Regions from separate parts of the Homo sapiens genome. Here region 2 is linked to region 1. Evidence: chromatin loops called from intact Hi-C (ENCODE). Cell type or tissue: dorsolateral prefrontal cortex. All regions are shown on one strand.

Evidence for each region. Peaks named below come from ENCODE experiments on the same cell type or tissue, not always from the same donor. Only the 100,000 strongest peaks of a DNase experiment are listed, where the experiment ranks them.
Region 2: a loop joins it to region 1, with 5 times the contacts of the local background. A loop is called at or near these places in 8 of 110 quality-filtered maps.

What each region holds. Positions count from the first base shown.
Region 1 is chrX:100,409,331-100,417,330 of GRCh38, forward strand. It overlaps PCDH19 (protocadherin 19), which reads right to left and starts at 943. Exons shown (of 6, transcript NM_001184880.2): 1 at 1-943. In dorsolateral prefrontal cortex, a CTCF peak has its summit at 4,078; DNase peaks (open chromatin) are centred at 1,051, 1,841 and 4,071; H3K4me3 peaks cover 3,893 bases; H3K27ac peaks cover 3,380 bases; H3K27me3 peaks cover 7,831 bases.
Region 2 is chrX:99,298,541-99,306,540 of GRCh38, forward strand. No RefSeq gene overlaps it. Among named protein-coding and RNA genes, the nearest start is that of LINC03077, 730 kb to the left of the region's middle. In dorsolateral prefrontal cortex, a CTCF peak has its summit at 3,676 (motif pointing right); no DNase peak of the experiment used is centred here; H3K27me3 peaks cover 6,657 bases.

The DNA.
Region 1 (8,000 bases):
GGGAGAGAGGCTGCCAGAGCTTGAGCGCGCTCCCTCGCGCTAAGGCTGGCTTCGAAGGGCTTGGGGGCGCGTCTGTCCAGGATCCGAGGTGGGAGCGGAGTTCCCCCCACAGAGCAGTTGAGGGTCTGCGGGCGTTTTCGTCTAGGAAATCAAAGTTAACAACGCAGTCCGACCCTCCACGTCAAGTTTGTGGAAACGGGGAGATGGCAATTTGTCCAAGAAAATCAAAGCCCCGGTCTTTCTAATGGCCGGGGGTGGCGGGGAATGGGGAAGAGGGAAGGGGAGGCAACAACAGTACCGGCCAGGAGAGGCGGGGCCGCCGCCGTGGGTACCGGGTGCTTCTCTTCTCTCCGTTTGGGCTGGGGTGTCGCTCCAAGGTCCGCCGCCGCCGCCGCCGCCGCCGCCGCCGCGGGAGGAAGCCCTCCTAGCTCAGTTGCACGTCGCTGGGGTCCGCCTCAGCAGCTGCCACAGTCGACGATTTTGTCGCCGCCGAAGTTTACTTGCAGGAGCGTCTTGATTTCATCTTCCCGGAGAGGCGCTGGCCGCGCTGCGTTGGGCTCCCTTCCTCCCGGGCGCTCGCGCACTCGGGAGGTCTGTCTCGCTTTCTCTGTCTGTCTCGGGCTGTGTGTGAATGTGTGAGAGAGAGAGGAAGAGTGAGTGTGTGGTGTGGGGAGTGTGAGTGTGGAGTATGAGCAAGCAGGAGGCAATGGGTTTGGGGTAGGAGGTTTAGGATTTCGGATGAAATCGCTCAGCCGGAATGCTGCGGAGCGCAACGCGCCAAGGGCCAGCGCCGGGCTAGGGACGCGGGTGCCAGTGCCTCCCGGGCAAGCCAGGCATGGTGCACGGGAGCTGTGCTGCCGTCTGTGCCCGCTCGTCCGTCTCCGCGCTGCGCCAGCCGCCGCCGCTACTGCTGCTGCTGCTCCTCCGGATGCCGCAAACTACTGGCCGCGGAGTCTGGAGAAAGCCGGAGAAAGCTCAAGCTGCCGAGCCCGGCTACGCCAGGCCCTGGCCAATCAGCGCGCCGCCAGCGGGCTCCAGTCTTGGGGCGGGGCCAAGCGGAGGCGGGGGGTAGCGGGGGGGCGGGGCCAAGCGGAAACTTCACACCGGCGGGACCAAGTGGTACCCCGGCCCATGGAGCCCTGGCGGGATTCATGGGAGGACGGACAGACAGGCCAGGCAGGCCAGGCAGGAGCAATAGGGCAGGAATGAGCAGGGAGGCGGTGTGCTGGCGCTGCGGCTGAGCCTCGCCGGGAACTGTGCGCTTCTCATGTTTGCAGAGATTTCAGGAAAGATGAGGATGATATGATTGTCTTATCGTGTTTACCTCCCTTACATATCTTCATATCTTGAATATAATATATACATATATATACACATATATATATATATACACACATATATATATCCCTCTATTTCTCCTTGTCTCTTCACCCTAAAAAATCGTCTGTTTTTGTTTTCCTCTCTTCTCATTCTCTGGTAGTGGAAGGAAGAAAGGGAAGGAGAAAGCGCCCCTGAGGTGGTCATTCATCCAGCTCTTAGCCGGTGTGTCTTCACATCAGGCCAGAGCCACGGCCGCCACCCCCCCGGACCGTCACCCCCATCCTTCCACCCCGGGCAGACGCCGCACTACTCTCTGCGTGCCGCACTCCCAGCAGGGCCCCTGGATCGGTTCGCTCTTGTCTGTTGCTTGTTAATCAAATGGGATATGTGGCACAGAGAATGAGCTACGGAGGGGGCCGGACACATTTCATTGCCCCTCACCCCACCCTGTTGGAGAATTTAGCTCCCTATAAATAAACTGTACGTTTGAGAAGAGCCGGTGGAGCGGACGCCGCCGCGCCGCGCCAAGCCAGCAGAGCTCAAAGCCGGGCAGGAGCTCTGGGGCGGGCACGCCATACATGTCCGCTTAGGTCGCCGACAGCTGGGAGCCGGCGCCGATGTGCAGGGCGCCCCAGCCTTCCCGCGGGGTCTCGGTCCCAGGGGGCTGCCAGCTCCACTTGGGCGGCGGTGGTGGCTGCGGCATGTGCCAGTACTGGGAAGCGGGAGGCCGGCGTGGCCAGGGCTGACATCAAGCTCATCCTGCCTTCTGCACTGAAGGCTCCCTGGGGGCAGCGGGGCATTCCTCCCCACCCGGGCTCTGAGGCTTTTAATTAAGGTCGCCAGCGGCAAAAAAATCAAAAACGTGCCCGTTAAACAAGTTTTTTTTTCTCTTAGAATGTGGGGAAGCTGCTTCTGAATTCACAATTCTTGGAAGAGTAAAAATGTCTTCTGAGTGAGTCGTCTCGGATATTTGGGAGTGGGATAAGCAGACTCATAATTAGCCCAGCGACATTGGCTCGAGCCTGTGGGCTTCACATGAGCGTCATTTTTGCCCTCTAAAAAGCGTTAAACAAGAAAAGGAAACCGGCATTTGGACACATAATGGGTTTTCTCAAAACTGCCATCTTCTTGTGGAGAGCAACCCAGCTGCTTTTTAAAATATTTTTCCTTCCAAGAAGAGCTACTTTAGCAGCCTTTACCTTGGCGGTGGGAGAGGGGAAAGGCGGCTTCCTCTTACAGAAAGAAATTATTTCGCGAGTGAGATTGCGATCCCCTGAATATGTAGCCGAGGCCAAAGGGAGAGCGTAGGGAGCCTGATCCGCTTTCCGCGTGGGGGTCGTTTCACTGTTTCACGTTAGGATGTGATTCGGCCCAGAACAACAGGGAGAAAACCGATGCTTCTGCAATGAGTATCATTTAATTTTGGTCATTTAGAGCTGCGGGTGGACACCAGAGTGGTGGCTCAAGGGAGCCCGGTGGCCCGACCGGTTTTCTCCAGACACCGTTGGAGAAATGGGCAAGTAGTAGAGAATGACAACATGGCAGGCAGCGGTGGGCGCACCTCGCGGGCTCCGCGAAAGGAAGGGTTCCATTTGATTTATCACAGTTATTTACCTTTGATGTCAGAGCATGGGAATGAAGTGCATCTTGGTCTAATTAAAAAGGCCTAAAAAGGCATTTGAAATGGGTTTGCTATCTGATCACGGGATGTGAATTCGGCGTTTGGCAGCTTTCTAAAATATTGCTTGGACTATTTAAACAGAACAATTAGCAGCATGCTAAAATGTTTGCATGCTATGCTTAGAAGCTTTTAGCTGTAAACTTTAAGGCGATCTGTTCCCCCTTTAAGTTAAAAAAGGATGATGCTGCTTCCTTGTGGCGAAGGCTGTCAGGAACCCACTGATCAATAAAAGTAAACTGGCGCCTCCACGGCTTGATTGAGCGGGAGCAAAGAGTCTGAGAAGTAGTCTCGGCCATTAACAATCCCCCAGGTAACGAGAAATGGAAGAATTACTCAGGTAAAATGATTAACATTGTCGTAGCATCTGAAAAGATGCACACAACAAGATAAGAAGACTGCAGACCTCTTACCTTAGGGAGTGCTAATAGAATGTCTATATTCTGCTGTCTTTTAAAGATAAATAGGAGAATTCAATTCATGTACAATGTCATTACCTTCATAATTGCAATCACAATGTAAAGACATGTTCTGCATTTGCAAAGACAAACCCTCTTTGCTAAGGCGATGCCACCGTGTTCCCTGCTTCCTGCTCGCTGTTCACACTCCAGGCACCCCTCTTTTCCAAGGAGAGCATCCAAGTACTTCCAGCTACCAAACCACTTTTACACAAGCCAGGTGCTAAGGGAGGCAGGGGCGTGTGCCTATGCTTTCCTTCTTTCCTATTATCTCCTCCCCACCCCTAATCTCAAAGTGACAGTTACACAGCCTTCCCCATCCCCACACACAAAATAGCTCTTCCATCCCCCAGTCTATTTCTACAGATAATCCTAACAACAGCCTTTGCCCTCAGAATTTCTTTTTTTCTAATAGGCACACTCGATCATTATACTCCAAGAATGCCATTGACTAAATGAGTAGCCCAAAACACTTTCATGATCAGGAATTTATTAACTAACTGAATAAAATCGTTCTGCATGTAGATAATAAAAACAAGAAAGTTCTCTCCGTTTTAGCTTCCCTTTACTTCAATCCTGAAGGGAGCCCCGCCTCCTCAGCCTCTTTAGAGACACAAGAGGGACATCTAGTGACCATCCTCAGTATTTTTTAATCCAACAGCTACTAAGAAATACTAATACTAATGGTGCTATGCCGCCTACGGCTGCTCTCCAGGTCAAAGCAGCTCCACTGAGGCCAGAATCAAAATTGGCAAAGAGAATTTTTTTTGTCTTTAAAATGTCATCCATGCCACTAAAATCATGCTGAATGGCAATAAAAGAGGACCAAAATGGGAGAAATCTTACTTTTAGATCAAACCAGTATGTGAAGCTAATTCTTGTTCTCCTAAGATTGATAAGGGTATGGTGAAAGGTTTTGTCCAGAAAGGTGAAAAGTAATGGTAGGAACCAAGATACCAGTATATGAGGGACTGTAACTCTGACAAGTTTAAGGAAGCTTTCTGAGATGTGTTTGTTTTGTTCTGTTGTTTTAGAGACAAGGTGTCATTCTGTCGCCCAGGCTAGAGTGCAATGCTGCAGACATGGCTCACTGTAACCTCAAACTCCAGGGCTCAAGCAATCCTACCACCTCAGCCTCCTGAGTAGCTAGGATTATACAGGTGTGCACTGTCACACCTGGCTCATTCTTTTCATTTTATTTTTTGTAGAAATGGGGTATCTCTCTGTTGTCCAGGCTGGTCTCAAACTGGCCTCAAGCAATCCTTCTCCCCTGGCCTCCCAAAGTGCTAAGATTACAGGCATAAGCTACTGTGCCCTAGCCTGAGATATGTTTTTTTTTTTTTAATGTTTGCTTTAAGCTCAAAAGAGATTAGCCTTCAAATAACTCCAGTCTCTCTCTTTCTCTCCTCCTCCTCCTCCTTCCTTTTGCCCCCTTCTCTTTGCCCTGGCTGCAGAAAAGTGGGTCATCTTCTAGCTTGGCTTTCACTGCATATCATGGGGATCCCATTCCACCCAACTAGTTTGACCAGCTGCCTGATGAGGTTCTCTTAGAAAGAAAAAATTGATTTTAAAATTAGCAAATTCAATCAAACTTCTTCTGACTGCATATCTGATCTCCTTACTTAGGTTACAATGCCTAGAGAAGAGAACATCAAAGAATGAAAATGGAGGAAATGGGAAAAAAACTATAAAGTGTCATTATTAAAGTCATCATCTTATTTAATTTTTACAATATCCCTGGGAGATAAAGACACTTTGCAGATGTGGAAACAGTTGCAGAGCAGTTCAACGATTTTCCAAGACGACCTCATTACACAAAACTCAACCACTTCCCTCGTGAGATCAACAAGTGTTGGCTTTTTGTCCAGCATTGTGTTAAGGATTGAGAATTTTTTTTAGTGGACCTTGCCCTTATGTAGTTTAACATGCAGTTGATTAATTTAATAACAGCATGTATGTCTATGTACTATAAATTTTCCTAGAGGAGAAACTAGGATGAGATATATTATGTCGACAGCTTCCTAAAATTCTGTTCTCTTCTGCCCACAATGATTGCCCGATTTCTAGATAGTCCTTCCCTCCCTTCCTGCCTCCCCCGCCACTGTCCCAGACAGTATAAGGAAAGGCATCAACAGCAGCAATCAGGGATGTGGACCTGCTGGGCAGGGGTGGGGTTATCCTGGATGCTGTTTCTAACCCTTCTGGAACACCAAGAAGACTAGGACAGAGGCCAAGAAAAACCTTTGAGGTCCCTCACACTTTTCCCTCTCTTCCTCTCAAACTCCACCCCTTTTCCTACCCTGTGACAGAGGATAACATTAACAGCAGGGAGCTGTAGCAGATAAACAAAGTAGAGAAAGTGTTTCTTAAGTGCTAAAATTGTTCACCATGGCCCCGATGCCTGCCTTTTCCAAGAAACACAAGAGATGTGCGGGACAGTGGAGAAAAAGAGACTGAGAAAGTTATTAATCACTTCATGTCTTCCCATTTTGACAAGGCCAGCATCCTTGAACAAGCTATGTCCAAACTTCCTCCATGCCTTATCCCCTCCCTTTAGGAATGGCACTTCCCACAGGACCAAACCCCTGCTGCTGCCAAACTCGTAACTGTCCCTAAATAAGCACACGTCATGGGGACTATTTAATTAGCAAAGGCTAAATCAGCAGATACATTTCAATAAATGACACTGCTCTCTAACACCTTTTGTACTGCCCTGCAGTGATCACCTGTGATGTTTTGACAGCACCATTTGGGCTCTCAGCATTATTGCCTCAATCTTTTCATGTGAATTTTCTCCAAGTGGACCCCAAATGCTGGTTTCCTAGGTGCAACCTCATGTCAGCTGTTACTCCCCACATCACCACTTTTGAAAACAGAAAGCTCTCCCTTCAAAGGCACTCTGATTAAATCATGGCCAGCCTTCCCACTGCTGACTCCCTCATCCCAAGGAGGAGGGTAAGGGTGACATTCCACAGCTCCCCAGAGGAAATGCTTTTTTGACAGCTTGAAAAAAAAAAAAACTATCACCAAATTGGAGACCTCAAAAACCACCGAAATATGAACCACAACGATACAAAGAATACGTAATTGAAAGTGAGCAGACTTTCACTTGGGATGCACTGTTTTAGGCCAAGGCCAAGCCTTTTTGTGTGTGTGTGTGTGTGTGTGTGTGTTGCTGTCCCCAGCCTCTAACACTGCAACCTAGTAGGTAGATCCCAGGCACCTTATACCTTGTGTAATTTCCTCAGACTGGAGCTCCTGATTAGGGCTTGGCTTTTGATTCCCACCCTAGGCTTCTATCACAGTCTCTTCTGCTATTTCTGAAGCAGTACAAGTGGGGCAAGAAAGGAAGCAGAACTATCACTGAAAGGAATGGTTGAGGCTGAAAGAGCCCTGGCCGAAATATCAGCCTTATAGGATATGCCCTGAAGATCAGCTTTCCAAATTAAAAAATAAAAATAAATATCTGTCTGGTTGCTTGATCTTACAGGAGGCTGAGTTCTTTCTGGAGATACCCACAAGATTGGAGAAAACAAACCAGATCTTTCAAGACCTTGAGATATACGGTACTGGAGCTGAGGTGAGTTTGTGAACTCCACACTACAGTACCCTGTTGCATTAAGTTCAAATGAACAATAATAGCCAGAAGAAGAATACAAAAGTCAGTCTGATGAGCCAGTTTCCTGGGCTTCTCTTGGTATCTTGGGCAAAAGATGATCTCTGTGAGGCACCAAATCTATTGTATACTCTTTAGTTCTAAGTGACCAGGCTGGGCCTAGATTTGCTCTTGGTTCCTCCCAAGTTTCTCCTAGAACTCAGGAGAGGCCTAGCATAGCTCCTGGGAGTTCCAGCTGCTCCACCAACTGATTTTTCACTGAACTAGGAAACTTGCTACTTGGCTAATGTCAGCTTAAAAGGGAAAGAAGAAAACTAATAAACATAAAGAACTGCCAGTTTGACAGCTGCAGTTACATTACCTGGGCTAGCAATAAAAGTACCAAAGGCATGTCACGTATGCCACTAACAGCACAAGGCACAGTATCTGTTCAGGTTGACAAGCCCTGGGGCAGTGGAGAGTAAACTGAAAGAAGGAGATCCCAGAAGGAGGCAGAGAGAGCACCACAAAGGGGACAGATAGAGCAGAAGTGACAGAAAAATCATTTTAGCAGCATGGAAGTTATGTACCTTTTTTCGAATGAGAAGAAAACAATGACTTGCCAGCTGGGAAAACATCCTGTTTTGGGGTCCAAGAGTTTGCATATTGGTGCACTGGATTTGGGGGAAAGCCTATTAATTTGTGTCTGTTGTCTCCGGGCTGAAGCCAGAATGGCCATAGAGGACCAATGACCTTTCTTCCAAAAGCTGGGAGTTGAGAGGGTTAGGGAGAGTGTCCTGTGTCACAGGAGATACCAGCTGGGCTGAGCTTGGCTGATCTCTTTTAGCAAAGATCACAAAATGCAGTGACATCAGTAGCAGGCCATATCCACCCAGAGACAGCAACCTAGGCAGCAGTGATCAAATTAAGTCTTGTACCTACTGATGGG
Region 2 (8,000 bases), 1.1 Mb before region 1:
GAAATTTTCTTAAGTCCTCAGACTTAAAACATTGCTTTATTTCTTATCAAACTCTCATTTAAATAAGTAGAAACCTTTCCCAAACGTCTTGATGTTTATTTTAAATTAAATATTAAATTTAACAATTAGTAATCTTGATGCTAAAAACATTAAACACTGGTAGGTTTTTGTTTGTTTCGTTTTTTCATGAAAAATCTTCTTAGTAACTAGAACACCTAGGAAAATATGATCCACAGGGTTCATTCAACTGAACCAGAAAGTTAGGATCTCTAAGAAAATTAAGGTTACTCTGAGGTTCAAATAAATTCACACTAAGAAGTCCATATATCATTTTATGCTGCTCTGTGTCAAATTACTTTTGAATATGTGGTAGAAATCCATAAGGGCTTCTACAAAATAATATCCTGTGCATATGTATCCAGCATTTTTTGGCTGAAAGCTAACCTTGCATTTAGCTCAAGTATTTCTGTAATAAACAAAAGGTCTTAAGATTATAAAAATGTTGTACTTATGCTAACTAATCAGAGGAGACTTCAAGAGGAACATTTTGGCTACATTTCCACTGGTGTCTAACTATGAGTATTGGTGTTCTTTCCCTGAGTACTTACCTCAGAAAACATACACTTAATTTTTGCAATATTGATTTTTGTGTTGGGGTTTGTTTTACACACCATGAAAAGGAAAGCATTGGGCAAAATATTAAAAATAATCAGTGGGTTTGATTTGTCTTAAGTAGAAGGCTTTACAGTAGTTATCCCTGTACTCAACAAATCTGCTTATTAAATATGGTCTGTTATAAATTAACTTCTACAAAACTCAAGGCTTTCTAGGTTTTCACTAGCCCTTTGTCCCTTTGAGAATAAAACTGGGCAACAGAACCAGAAAGTGTGGCTTCTAATGGATGGAATAAAGGGATTTTTTAAGTAGAATTTAACTGGGATCAGCATTCTCTTGACTCTTGCTATTGAATTTCTTTTAATTGCCTTCTTCTTTCTTTTCTCATATGAGGAGCTGATGTAAGGTGAGCCTATGAGAGAAAATGTCTTCTTTACTTCCCACCCCAGCGTTAGACTAAGCAAGAACCAAGGAAGGCCCAAGGAAAAAGTAGAGTAGGAGGCTACTGTCTTTTTTTTTCTTTTTTCCATTGGTTTCAACCAATATTTATTGTGTACCAACTATGTGCCAAAAACTTATCTAGGCACTGAGATATAGCAGTGAACAAGATCACCAGGGCCTTCGCTTTTCTGAAGCTTAAAGAATACTTAGGAAGATGGGCAAGCCAAATGCTTCTACTCTAGTCCTGAAGCTAGAGAGAAAAATAAAAAATAAAAAAAAAAAGGATGTCAATGCTCACATTTAGTCTTAAGCTAGTTGGAGTTCAAAAAATTTTCAACTGGTATTAAGTATTTATTTGCCTATATTTATTTCTTAGTACTTTATTGTTGTAAGGGGAAAACTAGCTATCTCCAGTAACTCTAGGACAGTGGTCAAAAATTTGGGCAGTTTGGATCTTGGCTCTTTTTCTGAAGAATATTGTGACTATGAGTGATGGCTCTGCACCTGCTGAGATTAAAAAGAGTAAATGGGCACCTCCTTTCCTTCTCATGAGGATGTACAGAAGAGCAGTGGTTGAACAGAGGCATCTCATTTTTATGCTTCTAGGGGCTTCTGCTTGTCCTACCTCTGGCCCACATGGTGCTCCCAATCAAGGTAATATGAAAAACAAATGTTTAAAAAATTGTTTAACACTTTAGGACAACTTTTTTTTATTACAAGAGAGAATGGGATTTTATAGACGTATTTTGTTTAGTTTCATTCTTTCTGTTGCTTCTTTTAATTTTTTCTATAAAAAGCAGATTTTAGGAACTAAACAAGGGTCAGATGTATCTTTAATTTTTTTAGAGCATCATTCTCATGTTTTATTGCCCTCTTTTTCATTTCTTTAAATTCTACCTTCTTGCTTGTATTGTTTTGTTATTTTATGTTTCTTTGCACTTAGATATCAGAGGCACCTAAGTAAAGATTGTTTTTTCTAGAACTTGTTCATATGAAATAGTTGTAATATTAGCACAGGCCCTTTATTCTTTTTGGTCACAAATATGAGGACTTCAGTGATACTCTCCTTACTCCTGCATCAACTATTTTTATATTTTAAGCAAGAAATCTTAGTTTTCAAAACACATAAGTTTCATTCCTTTAAGTTTCCTAATTTTGAACATATTACTTTTCTCATCAGGCTAAAAATGTGAAACTGTTTTATGGGGAATTAAAAATTTCTATAAAAATGTCATTATTTTCTGTGGCTCAATCATTAGATAATTTACTGCGTGACTTAATTTGGCTCTTTTTCCTATTTGGCTTGCTTTGAAAAACAGTAAGAATATGGTCCTTTTTCAATTGCTAATATAAATAATGCAATTTTGATTTAAATTTCATAAGGCCCACTTGTATGTTCACAGTCGCAGCAAACAAATAAAATAAACAGCCAGGAAGACGAGATAGTCTTCTACATATTCAAGTTTGAGACATGTTACTAGGTGCCCATAACCAGTAGTATCTCCACAAGTGCCTGAAATTTCCACTACATTTCATTCTTTCAATCAATGATATTTTTATTAAATTTGGCACTTACTCTGTGCCTTTAGTGATTATAAATTTTGGAGAAAATACAAAGAAAGCTCAGAGTCTAGTAAGGCAGAGAGAGAGAGGTAAACAAGTAATAACGATTCAACAGTGTAATTACTATGATATAGGAATAAGGAAGGGTTTTTCAGGTCATGGATGGGTGGTGGAAAAAAGGAGGTTGTGGGGCTTTTCACAGGAAAATATTTGGATAACTTTATTCATATACTTTGCTGACTTAAGTGACATACCTATAGTTCCTCACTCAACCTTACCCTGACCTCATTTAATTAGTGCTAAATATATTAAAAACTATTACCCAAATATTTTCTTCATATTAAAAGTTCTAAGTTACATGTTACCTAGAGAAACATGCAGTTAAGATTACCCCAAAGGTGGAAATCAACAATCTTACATTTAAAGAAGTCTTTAGAGTTTAAATATATCAATGGAGTACAGTGCTATTAAAGACTTCAGTTTTATGGCTTCCTCAACTCATGACCCCATTAATGTTCTACTCTCTCCTATTGTGAAGCTTGTATTAAGATCTGGCAGGGTTATGTGATGGAGGATGGGTGTGAGACGATATTTGCTTTTGAAACTCAATAGCCTTACTCATCTAAAGAATGCAGTTTTCATTTAATACCAGTAAAAGATACTTTGTGCTGTTTTTTCAGTTGTACATATCACATTTGAGATAAAACTGAGCTCTATACAGACAGAGACCATGTATTATACAGTACTTATTTTTACCCTTCACAGATTGTGTCACAGTCACTTATACATAGTAGACTTGCAAAAATACCTGTTGTTTTTGGATAGCAACCCAAGAAGTATGATATAGAAATAGATTGACTTAAAGATGTGGTCTAAGAGCACAATGAAAAAAAAAAAATAGCTGCCAAGTTTGTCCTTTGAAAATATGGAGGCAATATTTTGAATATTCCAAGATTCATATTTAGGTTCGTCACATACTAACAAGAAATCTTTACGCTCCATCCACTAGAGGGCAATCAATACATTAGGCACTGACACTTACCCCCACCCTGACCTGGAACCTAGTAACTTTAAGAGGATTAGGTAGACACAAAGAAGAGGGAAATATGCATGGAACTCTTCTCATCAAAAATAGCATTGTAGTCTCTTTTGGACTCCCTTCATTGATAGTGGGCCTGGAAAAAAAACTAGACTCTTCCTTTTGGTGTTACAACTAAGTTTCTTCCAGACACTTAAGAAAACTCACAAGTAAATAAGCCTACCACCTGAGGGAAATGAGATTTCCCTCTAAAGCAGCATTTGAGTTTGTCATACAGTTCATGTGTCTGCCGCTTCTGAGAGGAGGCAATGGTAATACATATACAGAAAAAATGCTGGGCAACCTATCTTGGCGATTAGACGTTTTCTCTTCAGATGACTTTCTATGATAACATCTCACTAGCTTTTGCTAAGATTGACATCATGAATACAAAAATAGTTTAGAGACATTAATTTTAATGCTTTCATGATTGATAAAATACTGAAAGAACTAGTAATCAGGAAAGTACACATGATCTTGTTGTTATTACAGGCAGTAATCACATCAAACATGGTTGACCCTGTGGACAGTTTTTCTGGAGACTTCAGTAAATTTGTGACTCTTCTACTGATTCATTGTAGGGGTAAAGTCCCAAATAGGTTGTGGGTCACTAATTCCTCTTCTGTAAATGGATACAATAATATTTTTCCATCTCACTCATAGGCTTTATGAAATTCACAAAAGTCACAAAATATTTTGAGGTTTGTAGGAATGCCAAGGAGGTATCTTTCTTCAGTGTTGGCTATGAAATCATATGTGCACATAAGATTTTTTTTTAATCATTGACTTATTATGAAATAGTAGATGTGTTCTTCCACAAATACTATGCACCGTGATATAGCAAATATCTCTTAGGAATTTAGCAAATCTTTTAAGTGTGTGTGTTTAAAGTATATTAAATATACTTAAAAATAAAAAGTAATCATAATTCTCAAAATATTTTGTAAGATTATGGTGGTAGAATCTATGGAAATTGCTTTGTGAGACAAGTTCTTTATGATTTTTTGACTTAGTGACAGTGTTCCTTCATCCTGAGCCTGTTTACACTTTCCTAGGTATCTTAGGACTCCTTTCTTGGGGAATGGCTGCTAGATTTAATGCAGAAACCTAGTTTCCTAGTTTCCACTGGTGCAATATGAATCTGTAAGCTCCAGCTTTTCTCTGGACTTAGCTTATCTAATATTTAGAATTATAGGTGTGTGCTAAAACATCTACTATGCACCCATTCCCCATTTACTCAATGTTTCTAATTTTAAATCTAAGGTAAGCCTTCTAATTTTATTTCTAAGGTAAATGAATATATTATTTTTTGACACTTCCACTATTGCTTCTACACAGTGACTGCTTTCTAAATAGATTTAAGCTCCCAGCTTAACATAAAGTTTACAAAGAGGGAGGAATAGGTGTTTGTGTAATACCAAAATAATCACTGGCTTTACGATCAGACCCACGAATTTACTCAGCACTATGCTTTACTAACTGAGTGAACTTGGGAAAGTGCCTAGCCTTTCTGAGCATCTTGTCCCTCATTTTAAAATGAGGATTATAACACCATTGCATATATATGTATGTTTGGTATATCACAGGGTTTAAAAACATACAACAGATAATAAATGGTGAATTCTTTCCCTTTGCTAAACCCACATGTGCAACTATCTCAACAAAGGTTTTGTTTGCCTGTCAGTCCTTTTCTATCCCCACATTCACTGTCCCATAAAACCTTAGGCAAAATTTAAAATTGCCTCATATCTTTTTTCTTCTTCTTCAAAACAAACAAACAAACAACAAAAACATGTTATTGGCTGTCAACAAAAAATAAATGACTGCAAGACAGAAAATCCACTCCTCTTCATTTTTTTGTACTTATTTTGCTTAATTGTACAGACTTTATTAAATATCTGTAATGTACAAAAAAAACCACCATGCCAGGCTCAGGACAAAAAGAAACATTTTCCCCTGCCATTGCAGGAGGTCTTGATCTACTAAGGAAAGTTGACATCTGCATTGTGACTGGTTCAAGATATACTGGAGTTAAGCATTGTCATATGAGTGCAAATAAAGTGTTTTAAGAGTATGTATCTTCATCCATTTTTAATTTTCAGTGGTGTAAATCTGTGGAGAGCCAGAAATCAGGCTTTCTTTTCAATTAGAGACACAGAAATTACTATTAGGAGTTAGACAAACATAAGGTTGCTTCAGCACCTTTCTATAATTAGTGCTTTACATTTTAGTAAAATTACCTATAAAGCATAATATTCTTGTAGTGTGATACACTCTTCCATTAATTTTAAGACAATGTAGTCTCTCGACCATATTCCCCTGAGTGTCTGAAAACACACTGCCTTCTTCTCAGCAGATGCCTCTGTTGCAGTGAGTAGGCAATGTAGCATATTCCTATCTGTTCCCACAGTCACCATTAGCTGAAAGGGACAATTCTTAATGTGTAAAGCTAGCGATAGCCTTAGGGATGAGGGAGACAGTAATCAAATCTGAGCAGTAATCCAGGGAACAGCAGTAGGTGGCACTGAGGGTGTTTAGGCTGTCAGCTACTTATACTACACTGGCAGCTTCCAGAACTGGCCTGGATTTTAAGAGTTCCAGAGAGTGCAGCTTCTTTTTAGCATTCACAACTTTTTTCATGCTACACTGAAAAAAACGTAGCTAAATTTAGGTGCTTTTAGTATTTTTTCATACCTTTATGTATTACTAGTCCACTGCTTTGAGTTTAAACGGAAGGGAGAGTGCTTAGAAATTTTGTTTTATTTTGGTTTGGGTTTCTGCCTGCCCTCACCAGGAATTTACTTTTATAATAAAAATGTTTTGCATGTAACACTTCACATAAATTTGACGCTGTTGGACCATTATACAAGAAACTTAAACTTTTTTTTTTTAAACTTAAGAAATTGCTGAGAAAAACATGTATCTAAATAATATGCATAGATCTTCATCTATAAGTATGTATGCATTTCCACATGTATTTGAAAAAAAGTATTTTCAGGCCAAAGAGATTTCTCTCCCAATACTTGATGGTATGTTGATAGTATTTACAAGTCTTGGAGGAGGTCATATGGATTCTTACCAAACTTTTCCTGATGACTGGCTATATGGGCCTTAGTTTCCTATCTGATCATAGTAATTTTTGGCTTAGTTGCCTCATTGGGTTGTTGTAAAGATCAACCAGGAAATGTTTGTAAAAATGTTTGGAAAATGTATGTCTCTGAATAAAATGGTCAGACAGAAAAGGAACATCTACCTTGTGCCAGGCAATTATATTTTGCCACCCTGTATAACAGTCCTCTAAAGTAAGTGTTGTTATCTTCATTCACAGTGAGGAATTCATAGTGTAACTCGTGTTAGTTTATACAACTAGTAGATGAATGAGGTAGGTTTTGACCCAGATAGAGCTGATTCTAAAGCTAGCTAATACTCACTCCTAGCAACCAAAAAAAAATAACTGTTTTTGAAGAGAAAAATAAAAGCTACTTTCTTACTGACCATTACTAAACTTTGATCTCTCTTGTTTTTGGTGGCAGTATAGCAGGGAGTAGGTGATATTTGGTTTGGCTGTTATTCAAATGGGAGTTTAGCTTCAGAGGGTATTATGGTTATGTAATGCATACAAAATTAAGATCAAAATGTGCAGATTAAGATACGATAGAGACGTAACAATGGCACAATGCCTAGCATGCCTTCATTTATAGAGGGATGGTGAAGTAGAACTTCTCAGCATATCAACTTATCCACCACAAAAGCATTTTTCTCTTTAAAAACCATGCTTACACACACACACACGCATATACATGCAGACACACATGGATTTCAGATGTGTGCATGTGATTGCCCTGAAAAAAGTGACCAATGCAATAAAGAATAAAAATAGGCTTTTTAATGTAGCTCATCATTTTTTATATTAAGTGCAATAATTATAAACAAGGCTTTTTTGAACAAATAGTGTGTCACATCTACAGTATCATAGCGATACTAAAACACAGTGGCTGTGTGTTCTCAACATTAGCAAGCTACATTCAAAAATACCTTCTAAATATATGCATGTTGCCAATGAGTGGGATAGCAAGAAAGCCGAAGATGAAGAGTTTTAAAAAGCAACAGAAAAACTATCCTCAAACATTTATCATTTCTTTGTGCTAATTACTCTGATTTAATCATTGCACATTTTATACATGTGTAGAAATATCACATTGTACCCCATAAATATCTATCATTATTATGTGTCAATTAAAAATAATAGTAAAAGCCAAAAAAAAAATCCTGTCCTTATTTTCCTGAGATCCAAAAGCAAGGA